2 separate regions of the Mus musculus genome follow, and region 2 is linked to region 1. Evidence: chromatin contacts called from ENCODE Hi-C or POLR2A ChIA-PET data. All regions are on one chromosome and are shown on one strand. The core of a region is the stretch at or near the end of the contact, and the rest is flanking DNA. Distances in the headings are between cores, read along the strand shown. Region 1 overlaps Med24 (mediator complex subunit 24). Region 2 overlaps Casc3 (cancer susceptibility candidate 3).

The links. A loop is a pair of places that touch in the nucleus more often than their neighbours do. ChIA-PET counts read pairs that join two places held with the same protein, here RNA polymerase II (POLR2A).
Region 2: a loop to region 1 is called in a map of v-Abl transformed pro-B cells, with 2.8 times the contacts of the local background. The contact joins two enhancer-like sites. A Hi-C loop is called at or near these places in 10 of 37 maps with a recorded cell type or tissue (adrenal gland, gastrocnemius, heart and 2 more). POLR2A ChIA-PET finds 5 or more read pairs at or near these places in 1 of 5 experiments (Patski).

What each region holds. Positions count from the first base shown.
Region 1 is chr11:98,714,349-98,719,795 of GRCm38, forward strand. Med24 (mediator complex subunit 24) reads right to left here. Exons shown (of 26, transcript NM_011869.3): 4 at 4,470-4,508; 5 at 4,149-4,222; 6 at 3,562-3,794; 7 at 2,066-2,177; 8 at 1,783-1,933; 9 at 1,294-1,407; 10 at 733-780; 11 at 54-136. It also overlaps the pseudogene Gm31252. Among named protein-coding and RNA genes, the nearest start is that of Med24, 12 kb to the right of the region's middle. Within about 2 kb of position 3,723, at least 1 of the 3 ENCODE cell types and tissues checked has a DNase peak (open chromatin) inside an H3K27ac peak, as active enhancers do.
Region 2 is chr11:98,825,209-98,830,892 of GRCm38, forward strand. It overlaps Casc3 (cancer susceptibility candidate 3), which reads left to right. Exons shown (of 14, transcript NM_138660.2): 8 at 2,364-2,428; 9 at 3,347-3,461; 10 at 3,652-3,750; 11 at 4,006-4,220. Among named protein-coding and RNA genes, the nearest start is that of Rapgefl1, 8.7 kb to the right of the region's middle. Within about 2 kb of position 3,803, at least 1 of the 3 ENCODE cell types and tissues checked has a DNase peak (open chromatin) inside an H3K27ac peak, as active enhancers do.

The DNA of each region.
Region 1 (5,447 bases), core at 2,473-4,972:
CAGAACACTTTCCAGTAAAATGGGCTGAGCGGGGTGGGGTGGGGGGCTCGTACTTGCAGCGCTGGTCAGCTTTGTCCAACAAGGGGGTGAGCTTCAGCAGGAACTCAAAAGCACAGTTGACATCCTCCGTGAAATCCTAAAAAGGACCAGAAGCTGCCACCTGGGCCCCACAACCCGGAAGAGCAGCGTTACAAGGACACCTTGCTCAGTAAGAGAGAAAGCCCGCTGTGACCACCACCAGCCCCCAGTAAGGAGGCGTGGGATGTTGGAGGCATAGCACTCTCTATGTGGTTATTACACTAGCCAGATCATCACAGGCAATCGTTCTGCTGGGGAGGAGGGGAGCCAGCCTAAGCCACCATCTTTACTCTACTGCACGTGCAAGGACATACACCGGGGTTCACGGGTCCACACAGCTTCCTCTGGGCACAAGAACACACTACCACTCAGCTGCAGCCTAAAAGACCCACCCTTAGCACACGCCTTTAGTCCCGGCACTCGGGAGGCAGAGGCAGGCGGATTTCTGAGTTCGAGGCCAGCCTGGTCTACAGGGTGAGTTCCAGGATAGCCAGGGCTATACAGAGAAACCCTGTCTCAGAAAAACAAAAAGAAAAAGAGGGGAGAGAGAGAGAGAAAGAGAGAGAGAAAGAGAGAGAGAGAGAGAGAGAGAGACCCTCGCTCGCACTTGCTCATCCTCCCGTTTCCATGCCCTCACACCAGACTCTAACTCACCTTCTCTCCATGAAAGTACTTCTTCAACTTCACCAAGACCTGTGGAATCTAGACAGAGGGAGAAGAGAGGCACATCAATGGCCTTTTTCTCTTTCACTTATCCCAGAAGCCCGCGCATCCCCTGCTGTGGGCACTGAGGTGGGAGGGTTCTTGGGGCTCAGACAGTACTCTGAATAATTTGTAAGCCTACACACGGGTACCTGAGCACCCTATGTCTCTTGGCCTATAGGACACGGGCCCCCCACTTCTGCTGCCTCAACAAGGAAATCCTAACAGCAAATTGGAATCGAGGTCCAGAGGGAATCTGGGGCCACCGTCCCTGGCTCTCTTAGGTGACCAGAACTAACCTGGCTAAGGACGGGCTGAACAAGCAGCAGAACCCCAAGTAGCTAAAGCAGCCAAGCCTCTCAGAGACACTGACCAACTGAGCCTGTGCTAGAGACTCAGGAGGCTAGACTAAATGCCAGCAGGGGGACACACAGGGCAAAGATCCAGCACGCTGCTGCTTCTCCTGAGAGCTGTCCCTCAACTGGTTCTCCCAGCTCCCACGTCACCAGGTACCTTGAGGTAGGTGAAAGCTGTCCACTTCAGCTCCTGCGTGCCCTCGGGGGACTCAATGAGTCCCACAAAGCAAGCTTTCCAGATTTCCAGGACAAAGAGAGGTGTGGGGATATGCTGTAGGAAATCCAAGGGTGATGTAAGAGGCTCCTCCCCGTCTACAGGCTCCAAGAACCAGGCTGTGACTACACAGCAGGGTTCCAGCTCAGAACCAAGATCTGGAGGTCAGATGGCAAAAACTGTGTGAGACTGGCATCTGTGGTCCACCAGGGAATCAAGAAGAGCTCACGCCTTTAATCCCAGCACTTGGGAGGCAGAGGCAGGTGGATCTCTGAGTTTGAGGCCACCCTGGTCTACAAAGTGAGTTCTAGGACAGCCAAGGCTACACAGAGAAACACTGTCTCAGAAAAAAAAAAAAGAGCTATTCCTCTTAAGTACCAGCCTACTCCCTCTTAGCCCAAGTGGCCACCCACCCTGCTTGGCCACGCCTACCTGCATGCGCTTCACCATCATCAGCTGCTCCACCAGGGGCTGCATCTCCCCGGTCAGGTTCATGGTGCCCTCAAGCAAGATGAGTGCGTGGATGGTGGGGAAGCCGGTCTTGTGCAGTTGCTCGGAGTGCACGGACAGCATGCTGGGGATGCTGAAGAGAGACACCATTGGGGACGTGTTGGGAACTGAGGAGACAGCGGGACACACACACACACACACACACACACACACACACACACACAGACCATGGAGCCCATCTTCCCATCTCCGGCAGAAACCTAACCTCCTGATGAGTGTGCCGCAACGCTCAGCTTGGCTCCGGAGCTGGGGGTTGCTGAGATTGGCCAGGATCTCCCCAAGTTTTAGAAGAGAATGCTCTATGGCAGTCCAGGAGGCTGGTGGAGAAAAAGCAAGGCAGAAACTGCTGGGAAGGAGAGGCAGGGCGTGGTCCACACTCCCCGACCGTGGCGCTCCCTGGACCGTGAAAGCATCCAGCAAGGAACCTCTGAGGACGAGGAGGCAGAGTCCTGAGGGTAGGGTAAGGGGAGTAGGCACCGGGAACAAAGACCCCCCTAGCAACCATACCAAGGGCCTGACTTCCAGTGACTACACACAACTGACTCGAGACACACAAGCAATGGGAGCAAGGCACAGGGGTGGGTACAGCATCCAGTGGCCAAGCGGGGACAGTCACTTCTACTCTAGCTCCAAATACCTTGCCAACACAGCTTTTGAGTTTCTGCTCTTTGAATAGCTTACCCAGCTGGTGGAGCCCACTGGACACTCTCTTAAATGGCCGCACTCACGGTCTACAGCACATACTTAGTATTTAATTACTAGTCACTTATCCTAGTTACAAGCCCAAAGGGTCAAATGATGAATGACGGCACCAGTTAGCCAATTAACCTCCATGTAGCACAGGGACAAGAGAAAGACAACTGAGACCTGAGATCCATCAAAATGAAGTATTCATCTACTTTTCTACCAATAAACATTTATCAAGTGCCCAGGAAGGCAAGGCACTGCCAACACTAACAAGAAAGCAGATGAAGAAAAGCTGTCCGAGCAGCCCATTCTGACACAGTGATCGGTCTCTTTCTGGACTTTTCCCAGAGAGACTAATCCCCTAACAACCTCTCCCACTGAGCCCTGAAGACATGGGTGTCACCTATTTTAGCATTCCTGTCAATGGAGAACCCTTAGGTGGCCCTAGCTGCTGGGGCTCAGGACTCATGAAGACTTCCCTCCTATAAATCTGTAAGGTGCCAATGCTTAACAGAACTTGAGTTAAGAGAGAACAGCATCCAGTCATGGCTGACAGGCACTGAGTTTAACTGAAGTTCCGGGTCACACCTGAGTCATCTGCTTCTAGGCGAGCAACATGAAGACAGACAAGAGCAGACGACGTGCCTGTCTTGTCCTCCAATTTCTCCAGGCGCATGGCATTCCAATCTTACTCCCCACCAGTGTGTAAGCTTGCTGAGGGCAGGGACCCTGCCACATGCTCCTTTGGAAGCCCCCATCCCCCCCTCCAGCACCTGGCACAGTGCTGGACACACGAGAAGGCTCAGTAAATACCTGTTGGTTGATTGGCTCGGGTGCCACCCTGCCCAAGTCCCTGGGATGTATGCAATGCTTATGGGGAGAGAAAAAAGGAAGTGGGATGATTTCGGATCCTTCTAGAAAGAAGTGGGATGGCATCCTGCCTCTCCCCTCTCAATCAAAGGACCAGCTACAGAAGCAGCAGCAGGCAGGGTGTGGGGGAGTCAGGGGACATACAGGCCTCCTCTAGTTTGGCGATGTGTAGCAGGGCTCGGTTCTTGGTGCTGCTGAGGGTCTTCTCCAGGCACTGCAAGCACAAGGCAAGCTGCTTCTCCCCGGGGGCCGGAGTGCCAGCCTCCAGCCCTTCCTGGAGTCGCTCCGCAGAAGCTGCTGTACATCGAAGCAGCCAGTGGAGGGCGCTAAGGAGCGCTCGGCACAACCCGATGCATTCCTCTGCTTTGCCGTGGCAACTACCCAAAAAGGATGAAAATTTGTATCTATTCCAAAAGCTGAAATCCAACCCACACCAATGTTCCCCCAGAGTCTCTGGCACAACACTACTAGGGGACAGAGTTGGAAAGTTGGCAGAATCCTAGGTAAGACACCTAGTCTAGCCAGCTTCCACTAGACGAGATCTTAGAGTAGCTCTTCCAAATAGAGAAGAGGCACTTTGTCTTAAGGAAACAGAAGCTGGAGGTGGGAAGGCAGGCAGACAGAAGCAGCCTGGGACCCAGAGCTGGTCTCAGTCCGTCCCCTAGACTCTGGGCTTTCCTCGGCACTGAAAGGATGATGCAATGCTCTGAGCTTCCACATCCATCTCTCACCTGAGTCGGTCACAGAACATGTCCATGATATCCAGCAGAGCCTGGACACACAGGTCCCGGGAAAAGTCATCAAACTGCAGAAAGAACAGCGAGCAATGGAGGGGGCTCAGCACTACCTCTCACAAGCTCTGCTACCTCTCCTCCCCAAGCCCTGGGCCACAGACTTGCCACATGGAAATGTGTTCCTAATTTCCAGGACCTCCTTCCTGGGCGGGGGGCATCAGGTGTTGCCTATCCAGCCTCAGGGGACACATGACCTGAGTGGCCAGGCTGGTAGCCTTATTTGCCCCCTCCCACAGCTCCTGAGAGCCACAGTCATACCTTACTGATGGCGGTGAGCACAGAGGAGCAGGACACCATCTAGAAAGAAGGAAGACACAGGACGTTGAGACAAGTCATCTACTTGGGAGGGGCAAGCACTGATGCTTAAACTGCCACAGCGTGAGGTCCCCAACCCCTTCCCTTCAAGAGGTTTCCTCAGCTCATTAAAAGGCCCACAGTAACATGTGCTGTCCTTATCGCTGCTTCCATCAGACTCAGTGCAAGTGGCATGCGTATAAGCCGAATGAGAGGGTTTCGAGTACCCAAAGGCATCCTGCCTTGTCTTTATGCTGTTCCTTTCCAAAACTAAATGAAGTTCAACTGGCCACTAGTGGGCAAAAGAATCACCCAGAATGACGGTCTTGTCTTGTATGGGGTCAGGGAGTCCTGGGGATGAAGCTCAGCCCCACGCCTGCTAGGCAAGGGTGGAGACGTGACTCTGCTGGACTGAAGATGCACTTCGGTGGTCAGTGCCGGCCTAGCATGTGTCCTAATTTCAACCTGAAGCACAGAGGCGGGTGTGTGCATGTGAACTATTTGAGCCTCTACACTAATCAGGCCCATTGCTCCTTTTATCAAGATTAACTGTGCCGGGCGGTGGTGGCACACACCTTCAATCCTAGCACTGGGGAGGCAGAGGCAGGCAGCTCTGTTTGAGGCCAGCCTGGTCTACAGAGCAAGTCCCAGGACAGCCAGGGCTACACAGAGAAACCCTGTCTTTACAAAACCAACCAACCCACCAGCCAAAAAGATGAGTGGAGGCTGAGGTGTAGCTCGGCAGGGAACTGCAGTAGAGTACCTGCCAAGATGAGCAAGACCTGGGGCTCAAGCCCCAGCACCAGAAAAATTACAACAGTGACCATGGAGGACACAGTGACAGCCCCCGTAGTCACAGCTACTTGGGAGGCTAAGACTAAAGACCCACTGAGTCTTTGAATGTGACATCAGTCTGACCGTCACAGCAAAGCTTTGAGTCAG
Region 2 (5,684 bases), core at 2,553-5,052, 110 kb after region 1:
CCTTCCACCTCCTCTTCCTCAGTGATCCCCGAGCCTTAGGTCGAAAAGTTGTTTTCTGGGTGTGTCTGTTGGTACTGAGTTCTAAAGCTGTATTTTGACTGGTTGTGATGTGGTTTTCTGTAATGGTCTTCATCTGTTGCAAAGCGAAGGTTCCTTGATGGGAGGTCAAGACTACAGTGATCTGTGGTCTAAGGACAAATATGTAGACTGTAGTTAGGGATTGTGCTGGTTTAGTAAAAAGGTGGTTGTAGATTCTCCTTCAAGATACATGACTTTGCTGGGCGGTGGTGGCGCACGCCTTTAATCCCAGCATTTGAGAGGCAGAGGCAGGCAGATTTCTTAGTTTGAGACCAGCCTGGCCTATAAAGTGAGTTCCAGGATAGCCAGGGCTACACAGAGAAACCCTGTCTCGAAAAAACCGAAAAAAAAAAAAAAGATAGATGACTTCACTACCTTGAGTAGTTGGCTAGATTTCCCTCTTATTGAGTGGGTCTGAAGCCCAATCACCGAGTACTACTCCCTTGGTTTATCTGTGCGGTGCTGGTCGGTCTTCAGAAGCTTGTGTGGTGCTTGCTGGTACCATGAAAGCTAGTTGTCAGAAAACAGACTTTCAGCTCAGGAATCTCGGGGCTGGTGCAGGTGATTTTTGAGTACCAAAAATTGGTGTAAACTATTAGTACTAGAGTTAGTTGATCTCTGAACAGAGAAGTATACTTTTCATACTGATACTTTTCCAATATATTTGGGAGACTGTCTATAAAACATTTTTTAAACTAAAACCAATTATTTTTTTTTGTTGTTGTTGTTTTGGGTTTTTTGTTTTGTTTTGTTTTTTCCAAGACAGGGTTTCTCTGTATAGCTCTGGCTGTCCTGAAACTCACTCTGTAGACCAGGCTGGCCTCGAACTCAGAAATCTGCCTGCCTCTGCCTCCCAAGTGCTGGGATTAAAGGCATGCGCCACCACCACCACCACCACCTGGCCTACATCTTCATCTGAAGGCTACTAGTGGAAGACTGGCTTCCAGGCAGCTATGAGGAGGGTGTTATAGCCCACACCCACAGTGACACACCTACTCCAACAAGGCCACACCTACTCCAACAAGACCACACCTTCTAATAGTGTCAAACCCTGGGCCCAGCATTTACAAACCATCACAACACCTCTCTGACCTCTTTAAGCACATACATGGATACATATACACATAAATAAATAAATAAATAAATAAATAAATTTTAGGGGAATTTATTTACTTTTATGTGTATGAATATTTTTGCCTGCATGTATATTTGTACACCACATATATGTCTGGTGCTCTTGTTGGCCAGAAGAGGGGATAGAATTCCTTAAAGCTAGTATAACTTGTGATTGTAAGCTGCCACCACCACCACATAGGTGCTAGGAATCAAATCTGGTCCTTTGCAAGAGCCATGAGTGCTTTTAACCACTTAGCCATGTCTTAATTTTAAGTAATTTTTTTTAAAGATTTATTTATTATTATACATAAATACACTGTAGCTCTCTTCACACACGCCAGAAGAGAGCATTAGATCTCATTACGGGTGGTTGTGAGCCACCATGTGGTTGCTGGGATTTGAACTCGGGACCTTCAGAAGAGCAGTCAGTGCTCTTACCCTCTGAGCCATCTCACCAGCCCAATTTTAAGTAATTTTTATCCAGAGAGAATATAATCTCTTTTTCATATCTAGTATCATTAGGAGACACTTAGGCCAGCATGTTATAGTATGTTTAATAATATGCTACAGTTTCCCAAGGTTTCTGTATAGGGAAATACCTTTTTTAGTAGGAAAAAAATTGCATTTGAGTTTATTTGCTAGTTATTTTTTTTAAGGGCTTTGTTGCTATCTAAAGATGTTCAAATTGACGGTAGATAGTTTAAAACATTTATTTATTTTATGTCCCTATGTGCTTGGTATGTACACACATGTACCTGAATAGATGTGTATACACTACATGTGAGGGCATTGGATCACCTAGAACTTGAGTTCAGGGCCAGCCTGGTCTACAGAGTGAGTTTCAGGACAATGAAGGCTACACAGAGACTAACAAGTTAAGCAGACAGTTTTAAAGGATGAATACACTTGTTATTTTCATTTTCCTTTTTGTGTGTGTGTGTGTGGTTTTTTTTGAGACAGGGTTTCTCTGTGCAGTCCTGGCTGTCCTGGAACTCACTTTGTAGACCAGGCTGGCCTCGAACTCAGAAATCTGCCTGCCTCTGCCTCCCGAGTGCTGGGATTAAAGGTGTGTGCCACCACGCCCGGCCACTTGTTATTTTCTTGATGGTACCTATGAATCCTGTTCACAGTTATCTGTTCTCAACCAGTGACTTGTTGGTGTATTACAGGTGTGCCTAACCACATCCACATGGGAGCAGGACCCCCACCTCAGTTTAACCGGATGGAAGAAATGGTACAGAAGTGGGAAGAGGAGGACTGGGGCTGTGCACCTTGGTGGTAGAGAATACTTGAACCGTTGGTTGACCTCCAGTGCTATCAGAAGAAAGTGTTGAGTCTCACTGTTTAGCTCTGGCTGGCCTGAAGCTTTCTGTGTAAACTATGAGAGATCTGTCTGTCTCTGCCTCCCAACTGCAAATACTAGAGATGTGTACCACCACGTCCAGACCTAGTTAATGTGACACCATGACCAAAGCAACTCATACAAGAAAGCACTTGGTTGGGTTTACAGTTCCAAGGGTTAGAGGCCACGGTGGCAGAGCAAAGATACATGGCAGTGGGTACATCTGAGAGTTTACATCTTGATCCAAAAGTAGGAGGCTGAGATAGCACACCTAGAATGGCCCAGTCTTGAAACCACAAAGCCTACCCAAGTGACATACCTCCTAATCTTTCCCAAACAGTTCTGCTAACTGGGGACCAGGCATTCAGATCTGGATTGTCTTCATTCAGATGGCCACGTTTGTTCTCTGTTAAAGCCAAAACAATCTTTTTATTGTTAAAGATGGTCCCTTATCCTTTAATGCAGACTGGCCTGGAATTTTATATAGTTCAGGTTAGCTTCACACTAATAGTCCTCCTGCCTTTGATTCCCACGTTCTGAGATAACAGGATTAGGCTGCCGTGCCAGCCAATGTAAGTTCTTGATAGCAGTTTTTCTGTTGATTACTCTTGGGGTTTTGTTTTGTTTTAATTGGGACCTCAGAAGTGTAGAGTGTTTAGGTTTAAATGCTTTTGTTTTTCACCAATTTTTTCTGCTCATTTTATGAACACTTATTAAACACTTCCATATACTAAGTCGTACAACATAAAGCAGGTAGGACTTGGTGTGAGGATCACCCTTTGGACTCTTAGTCAGCTCTTTCTATTTCAGGGCGTCCAGAGTGGTCGAGCTAAGCGTTACTCATCCCAGCGGCAGAGACCTGTGCCAGAGCCCCCTGCTCCTCCTGTGCATATCAGTATCATGGAGGGACATTACTATGATCCATGTGAGTTGTTACTTAAATCTAAAGGCAATTAAGTGACAAGCCTTCCGGCTACGCAGTGGTCATTTCACATTGTCTAGTTGCTATTTTCTTCATATGAGAAACTTAGAACCTTAAAGGTCTGCAGGACAGAAAGAGTTGCTGTTGTGGTATGAAGGGTCAGGGTTTGTAAGAATCTCCATATCTCTTACAGTGCAGTTCCAGGGACCAATCTATACCCATGGTGACAGCCCTGCCCCACTGCCCCCACAGGGCATGATCGTACAGCCGGAAATGCACCTTCCCCACCCAGGTAAGCCTGCGCGCGCTCCTCTCGTGTCGTGGTGTAGCACACCAGGGTTAGGGTTAGGACTCTACAAACGCTGTCTTTTCAATACCGTCATGCTGTCGGATGCTCACGGCCCTGGCTGCTTATGCAGCAAACTCCGTTTTAAACCCTATTCTAAGGACTACCCTCTGGCCTGTGTGCTTTGGGGTTCAAGTTAAGCCATCTCAACGTAAAGATGATGTCCTCGTCTACAGTTTTTGTTTTCCTTTTTTTGCCCAGGTTTACATCCCCACCAGTCACCAGGACCTCTGCCCAACCCGGGTCTCTACCCACCACCAGTGTCCATGTCCCCAGGACAGCCACCGCCCCAGCAACTGCTTGCTCCTACCTACTTTTCTGCTCCGGGTGTCATGAATTTTGGTAACCCCAATTACCCTTATGCTCCGGGAGCATTGCCACCTCCTCCACCTCCTCATCTGTATCCTAACACGCAGGTAAGATGCCTATGTTTCCTGGGTTTACATCCTTTATTCACTCAGGACTGTGGTAAGGGGAAATAGAATGTTAAAAGAATTGTCAGAGCATTTCAATGCCTCTGGTTCTCCTTCGTGGCACTAGGACGCCCCTTGGTGGTCAAGAACTGGAACTACAGCTTATGTAATGTTTTGTCATTGCTTATTTTCAGAGTTGTTTCTTGGTTTTTGTTTTTGTTTGACACGGGGTGTCTTACTGATAGCCCTCACTGACCTGGAACTTGCTCTATAGACAAGGCTGGCCTCAAATTCACAGATATTACCAGCTTGTGCCTCCTGAGTTCTGGGACTAACGGCATGTACCACCAAGCATGACCCTGTTTGGCTTTTTTGTTTTGTTTAAGGTAGAATCTCACTGTAGCCCCTGTTTGGCCTAGACTATATGATCCTCAGTCTCTTGACTCAGAGATCCTTGGGAAAGCCATGCTTGGCTCTCTCTTCAGTTTCCTTAAGGATCAGTGTCTTGCATTATATCTTGGGGTGTCCCCATGTGTTACTTACTCAGCTGTGCTAAGGAATGCGGTCTTCTCCTGGACAGCATATCTCATCCCTTTCCTGAGGGCACTTGGTACCATCTGGCATCTAGAATGCCAAGACTGAACTCAGCCTTTCTGTTGCCAGGCAGTGCAGTGATTGCAGAGCTGGACACTAAAGAATGAAACCAGGGACTGCAAGGTGGCTCAGTGGTTAGAGCACTTGCTGCTTTAGCGGAAGATCCAGGTTCAGTCCTGTCACCATGGTAGGCAGGCAGCTCACACTGACAGGAACTCCGGCTTGGGGGAATCTCATGACGTTTTTATGACCTCTTAGGGCACCACCATCACTCACACAGACACTGTCATAGTTAAGATTACTATTGCTGTAAAAGAAGACTGGTGGTGTGACCGAAAGCAACTTGGGGAGGAAAGGGTTTATTTTGCTTACGCTACTGCGTCACTGTTTATTATTGAAGGAAGTCAGGCCGGGGGGGGGGGGGGGGGGGGGGGCTGGTGGCAGGAGCTGAGGCAAAGGCCATGGAGGAGTGCTGCTCTTCAAGACATGCTTAGCTAGTTTTCTTTTTCTCTTTTCTTGTTTGTTTGTTTGTTTTTACAATCAGGAAAAACTGTGACTGTGCAGTATTTGACAGAGAAAACAATGCTATTGGACAGCTGGTGTTTTATTCAGATATCACTTTTATTATACATGGTCCAAGAACATTCGAATAAGAACACAAATAAAGCTGGGCGTGGTGGTGCACGCCTTTAATCCCAGCACTCAGGAGGCAGAGGCAGGCGGATTTCTGAGTTCAAGGCCAGCCTGGTCTACAGAGTGAGTTCCAGGACAGCCAGAGCTATACAGAGAAACCCTGTCTCGAAAAACAAAACAAAAACAAAAACAAAAAAAGATTGGTCTTAGCCGGGCGTGGTGGCACACGCCTTTAATCCC